Regions from separate parts of the Homo sapiens genome. Here region 1 is linked to region 2. Evidence: chromatin contacts called from ENCODE Hi-C or POLR2A ChIA-PET data. All regions are on one chromosome and are shown on one strand. The core of a region is the stretch at or near the end of the contact, and the rest is flanking DNA. Distances in the headings are between cores, read along the strand shown.

Region 1 (3,160 bases), core at 628-3,127, 37 kb before region 2:
TTCTGGGAGGGATCTCTGATTCAGTCAGTGCCAGTCTCATCTCTGGTATGTTTGGTACTACTTTTTCTTTGCATTCACCTTCATGAGATTTCCTTTGAGAAAAACTAAATTAATGATGCTCTATAAAGTAAGCCTACACTCAAACCATTCATAGGTCATTGATTCAGGATGGCCCCCACATAATACTGCTGAGCTGAAGGAAAGAATGTGCATGGTCATACTTCGGTTTTCCCTGGAATACAGGCCATGTGGTGTGGTGGGCCTTAGGGCAAGGGTTTTAGGGTTACTGATCTGGGTCTAAAATCCTGATTTTCCTCCTTTCTAATAGTGTTTCCTCAGACAAGCTCCATAGCCTTTCTGAGCATCAGTTTTCTGCTCCTGCTATTAAATGGGGTCATATCTACTTTTAGGGATGTTAGGGTTAAATAAAGTAGTATGTAAGGTTCCTAGCACAGTGCTTAGCAAATTTGTAGTTGCTCAGTAAATGGAAGCTATTGGAATACTCTACAGCACCATTGTCCAATAGAAATGTAACATGAGCCAGATAATGTAATTTTACATTTTCTTTCAGTCATTAAAAAGTACAAAGAATTAGCCAGGTGTGGTTGTGCGTGCCTATAGTTCCAGCTACTTGGGAGGCTGAGGTGGGAGGATTGCTTGAGTCCAGGAGTTGGAGGCTGCAGTGAAATTTTTTTTTTTTTTTTTTTGAGATGGAATCTCACTCTGCTGCCCAGGCTGGAGTGCAGTGGCATGATCTTGGCTCACTGCAACCTCCGCCTCTCGAGTTCAAGTGATTCTCCTGCCTCAGCCTCCTGAGTAACTGGACTTACAGGCACGTGCCACAACGCCCAGCTAATTTTTGTATTTTTTTTGTAGAGATAGAGTTTCACCATGTTGGCCAGGCTGGTATTGAACTCCTGACCTCAGGTGATCTGCATGCCTCAGCCTCCCAGAGTGCTGGGATTATAGGCATGAGCCACCACGCCCGGCCAATGATACAGTGAACTTTGAAGGCGTCACTGCAACTCCAGCCTGGGCGACAGAGTGAGACCTCATCTCAAAAAAAAAAAAAAAAAAAAAAAAAAAAAATTACAAAGAAGCAGGTGAAATTAATTTTAGCAATATATTTTATTTAACCCAAAAATATTCAAAATATTTCAATAATAGAAAATTATTGAGATAGTTTACATTTTTGTGCTAAGTCTGAAATCTGGTGTGTATTTTATACTTACAGCACTTTTCAATTCACAGTGGCTACATTCCAGGTGCTTAATAGCCCCGTGTGACTTTGAGCTCCTGTATTAGGCAGTGCCCCTCTAGAACACATCTTAAGGCAAGGCAGTGAGCACAGCAGAACTGTCCACCTTAATCCAAACACACGTGTACAGAGCTGAATCAAAGCCACATGAGGCTGGGAGGACTTGGGGCTTTTAGCACGCTCTGCCCTTCCCTCAGCCACCCTTGTGATAAGTGGAATATATGTAAAATAAAAGCGTTATGACCAGTCAGATGTCTTTCCTGTGGGGACTCCTTACATGCCAGGCTGGCAGAGGTGCAGAAACAAGTGCGAGAGCTGTGGTCTGTGAGTCCTAACCTTGGCCTTGCTGGTGTGGGGCTGGGTGACCTCATCTGGCAAACTGCGGTATCTGTTTAATTTTATGAATTGAGCTGTGAGGCATAGCTGAAATTTGCATGGGGGTGACAAACATACTTTAAAGCATCTTGCAAAAAAGTAGTAAGAATTAGGAGTTGTAGACAAATGCTCAATGAAAACAGGAGTGTGATACTGGGTATTGCACCATACCGTAGTGCTGGATCCCTCAGTTTACTAAGTAGATCTTTTGGTCCAATTACGGGGTAGTGTAGGAATGGCGATTAGCCTGGTATGTCCCATCTCTCCTTGTTGAAGTTCTGCTTTTTTTTTTTTTGAGATGAGGTCTCGCTATGTAACTCATGCTGGAGTGTAGTGGCACAATCACAGTTCACTGCAGCCTCCACCGCTCGGGCTGGGACCACAGGCATGTGCCACCTTGCCCGGCTAATCTTTTAAAAATTACTTGCAGAGACAAGGTCTCACTGTGTTGCCAGGCTGGTACTTAACTTCGAAGACGGCTCACAGGCTGCCTCTTCCAACTGCGAGCCTCAGTGAGGAAACAGTGGGCTTGTTGTGGAGTTTATTCTGCAGCCCTCCAGCCTGCAAACATTAATTGTGCATGTCTGATTAGTAAAACATTTGGGGGTGCACCCCACATGATGTCACTCATCTGTCAGAGCCCTCCATCGGCCTTGGAGTACAAGCCCACGCACTTGCAGTGGCCAGCAATCCCCTCTCAGGCTGCACGCCTCTCCCCTCTCTGACCTCATCTACTCCTCCTCACTCCACCACAGCCCCCGGGGCCTCCTTGCTGTTTCCTGAACCAACCAAACACACTGTGCTCCCCTGGCGTGGCACAGACTGTCCCTCCTTCCAGAACAGTCTTTTTCCAGACGTCCCCAGGGAAGACTCTCTCACCTTTCACTCGGTTTAAAATGGCAACCCCCACCCCCATCACTTTCTTTCCTGACTGGTTGGTTGTTTTGTTTTTTTGAGACAGCCTCGCTGTGTCGCCCAGGCTGGAGTGCAGTGGTGCCGTCTCAGCTCACTGCAATCTGTGCCTCCGGAGTTCAAGCAATTCTGCCTCAGCCTCCCAAGTAATTGAGACTACAGGTGTGCGCTACCACGCCCAGCTATTGATTGATTGATTGTATTTTTAGTAGAGACGGGGTTTTGCTGTGTTGGCCAGGCTGGTCTCAAACTCCTGACCTCAGGTGATCTGCCCATCTCGGCCTCCCACCGCGCCTGGCCGACAGTTTTATTTTTTTGAGATGGAGCCTTGCTCTGTCGCCCAGGCTGGAGTGCAGTGGCGCGATCTCGGCTCACTGCAAGCTCCGCCTCCTGGCTTCAAGCAATTCTCCTGCCTGAGCCTCCTGAGTAGCTAAGACTACAGGTGCGTGCCACCACGCCTGGCTAATTTTTGTATTTTTAGTAGAGACATGGTTTCACTGTGTTGGTCAGGCTGGTCTTGAACTCCTGACCTCGTGATCCGCCCGCCTCGGCGTCCCAAAGTCCTGGGATTACAAGCGTGAGCCACCGTGCCAGGTCCTGACAGGTTTTGTTTTG
Region 2 (2,957 bases), core at 458-2,957:
AGTGCCAGAAGGAGATGCCTACAGAGACAGAGGCTCCATTTAGCTCCCAAGCCCTTCATTGAGGTTGGCGAGCAGGTCACTTCCCCAGGCAGTGGTCTGACCTTGCATCTGCAAGATGCACCTGAAACTGACACCTGCCTCCTAAGGGCTGTGTGAATACACATTCAGAGCTTAGAACAATGACTGGCACATGCACTCAGGAAATGTGTGCTATTATTGTTGTTGAGAGTTTTATAAAAAGCCACGACCTGGCCCGGCACGGTGGCTCATGCCTGTAATCCCAGCACTCTGGGAGGCCAAGGCAGGCGGATCACCAGGTCAGGGGATCGAGACCATTCTGGCTGACACGGTGAAACCCCATCTCTACTAAAAATACAAAAAATTAGCCGGGCGTGGCATGCGCCTGTAGTCCCAGCTACTCGGGAGGCCGAGGCAGGAGAATTGCTTGAACCCAGGAGGCAGAGGTTGCAGTGAGCCTAGATCGCGCCACTGCACTCTAGCCTGGGTGACAGAGTGAGGCTACGTCAAAAAAAAAAAAAAAATGCAAAAAGCCACGACCCTGTGAATGCAGATTTCAGGCAGATAATAATGATAGCAAACCCTTACAGAGTGTTTACCTGTCACTAGACACTGGGTGAAACATCCTGCATGTATTAATGCATTTAATCTTCACACTAACCCTATGAAGAAGACCTTATGATCATCACCCTCTTTCTGTAGATGAGGAAACTGAGGCACTGAGAAGTTAACTCACTTGCTAGCAGGTCAAACAGTTAGCAGATGGCAGTTCTCATATTTGAACGTGGCCAGTCTAAAATGTGTGTTTGAAGAGACACAGGGGGGCTCCCACCTCAATCTGCCCCCAGTACCTGTGGCTTTGGACAGGCCATGCCTTTGGGCAGCTCTGGCCTCTGCTTTCTAAGTCCCTGTCCCTTGTCTGTGTCTGGAAATGACCTGGGCTCCAGCTGAGTGCTGGTGGCATGAACCGGCCAGCCAGCTCACTGGGGAGAGCACACCCCAGAATAATTCTGCTGTCTGAAGGGAGGACTCCTGTGCTGTGGTCACGTGACTGCAAAGGCACTTGCTGAAATTGCTGTTCCTGGGACTCCTAAAGACAGTAGAGCTGCCAGATTTGTGTCCTGACCGTGTCTAGACAGAGGATGTCATGGGGGGAGGGCAAGGACGGTGCGACAACCCTGAGGGACCCCTGGTGTGGGGAGAGGCAGGGGGTGTGCAAGGAGTGTAGGTTGGAGGGAGATGACCAAGGGGCTTCTGTGAATGTGGCCAGAACCAGCAGGAAGGCAGAATCCTTCCCGCCCTTCCTTTATGATTTGCAGACCTGGACCCAGCCCAGCCTCCAGAAGAGACTTAAAGAGATTTAAGCAGCTGGCTAGCAGGACTTTGTTTTTCACAGAATAGACTCACTTTTTCATAGAACAGGGCTGGGGTAAGGCCAGGAAAATTCAACAGGCACTAAAAATATTGTCAAGCTGCTGACAGCACAGCCAGAGGCCCCAGGCCTGGGTGGCATCCAGACAGCCCTGTCCTTTCTAGACAGCCCCCTCCTCCAGGCTCAGGGACCTGTCTGGCTGTGAGCTCCCAGGAGGTCCCAGGGGTGTGACCTCCCTCCCTCCCTCCCTCCCTCTTCCCTTCACCCCAGGCCAGCCCAGGGCCAGCTATAAAGCTGGCCCAGCCTGGCTCTCAGCACACCCAGCTGCCTGAGACCCTCCTTCAACCTCCCTAGAGGACAGCCCCACTCTGCCTCCTGCTCCCCCAGGGCAGCACCATGTGGCCCCTGTGGCTCTGCTGGGCACTCTGGGTGCTGCCCCTGGCTGGCCCCGGGGCGGCCCTGACCGAGGAGCAGCTCCTGGGCAGCCTGCTGCGGCAGCTGCAGCTCAGCGAGGTGCCCGTACTGGACAGGGCCGACATGGAGAAGCTGGTCATCCCCGCCCACGTGAGGGCCCAGTATGTAGTCCTGCTGCGGCGCAGCCACGGGGACCGCTCCCGCGGAAAGAGGTTCAGCCAGAGCTTCCGAGGTGAGACCCTCCCTCCCTGCTGGCCCCGGTCCCATGGTCGGGGGCAGGCCGGTTGTGCCCACTCTGGAGGTGTCGAAGGGCCCCTGGCCTTTTGGGACTCTGTGGGAGGCTGTGTGAGGGCCACGGTCCAAGGAGCAGTGAGGAGGAGCCGGGCCTGGGTCCAGGGTCTCCAGCTGTGCACTGAGGCCCCCCTCCAGCCCAGGGGAGGTGCACCAGGCTAGACCTGCTGGAAAAACCAAGACTTCAGAGAAGGGGAGGGTAGAGGAGAGAAAGTAGAGCTGGGGGAGCAGGTGAGTGTGTGCCTCAAGGCACTTGGTGCAGCTGGACTCCCAGGGTATGTTTTCACACTGCCACTCTGGTCTGAGCCTGACCTTGAGTAAATGGCTTTAAAATCCTCTCTCCACCATGTGCTCATCTGGAACAGGGGTATGACTATGTCTTCGCCATCTCCCAGCACTGTGAACGTCAAAGTGAGTCCTTGTGGATAGAAGCGTGTTTGGATAACTGAAAAATACCTAAGTAGACTACCTGGGTTATACCTGGCTGTCAGGGGTGCAACTGGGCCTGAATCCTCCTGCAGCCTCTCGCCTCCCTAGCTCCTCAGTGCCCAGAGCTAGAGCCAGTGCCAGGCACCTGGGTGAGGATTCTGCTCCCAGCATCTCAGCTGAGGCAAACTTGCTAGCCAGGGTCCCACAGGCCCCCCTGCCTGCTGGATGGAAATTGTTACTAAACAAGGCCCAGATCCAAGGAAGATTTGTAAACTGGGTTTGCCCCAGAGATAGAACAGGGCCGGTGTCTCCTGGCCTGGCTGCCAGCTCAGTGGCCCTGCCATCCTCAGAGCTCCGCTGGAGTCCGGGGAGGCCCTGCTGACCCTGCTCTTGTCCCCAGAGGTGGCCGGCAGGTTCCTGGCGTCGGAGGCCA

Evidence for each region. A loop is a pair of places that touch in the nucleus more often than their neighbours do. ChIA-PET counts read pairs that join two places held with the same protein, here RNA polymerase II (POLR2A). Pooled maps may share reads with other maps.
Region 1: a map with no recorded cell type shows a loop between it and region 2 (4-fold over the local background). The contact joins the enhancer-like site here to the promoter of LEFTY2 in region 2. A Hi-C loop is called at or near these places in 1 of 168 maps with a recorded cell type or tissue (breast epithelium), 2 of 37 single-sample maps with no recorded cell type and 3 of 50 pooled maps. POLR2A ChIA-PET finds 5 or more read pairs at or near these places in 13 of 52 experiments (A673, AG04450, GM10248 and 9 more).

What each region holds. Positions count from the first base shown.
Region 1 is chr1:225,976,953-225,980,112 of GRCh38, reverse strand. No RefSeq gene overlaps it. Among named protein-coding and RNA genes, the nearest start is that of SDE2, 21 kb to the left of the region's middle. Within about 2 kb of position 1,877, at least 3 of the 41 ENCODE cell types and tissues checked have a DNase peak (open chromatin) inside an H3K27ac peak, as active enhancers do; they include OCI-LY7, where a contact is called at or near this core.
Region 2 is chr1:225,939,970-225,942,926 of GRCh38, reverse strand. It overlaps LEFTY2 (left-right determination factor 2), which reads left to right and starts at 1,707. Exons shown (of 4, transcript NM_003240.5): 1 at 1,707-2,036; 2 at 2,925-2,957. The coding sequence starts at 1,787. RefSeq lists a silencer at 129-188.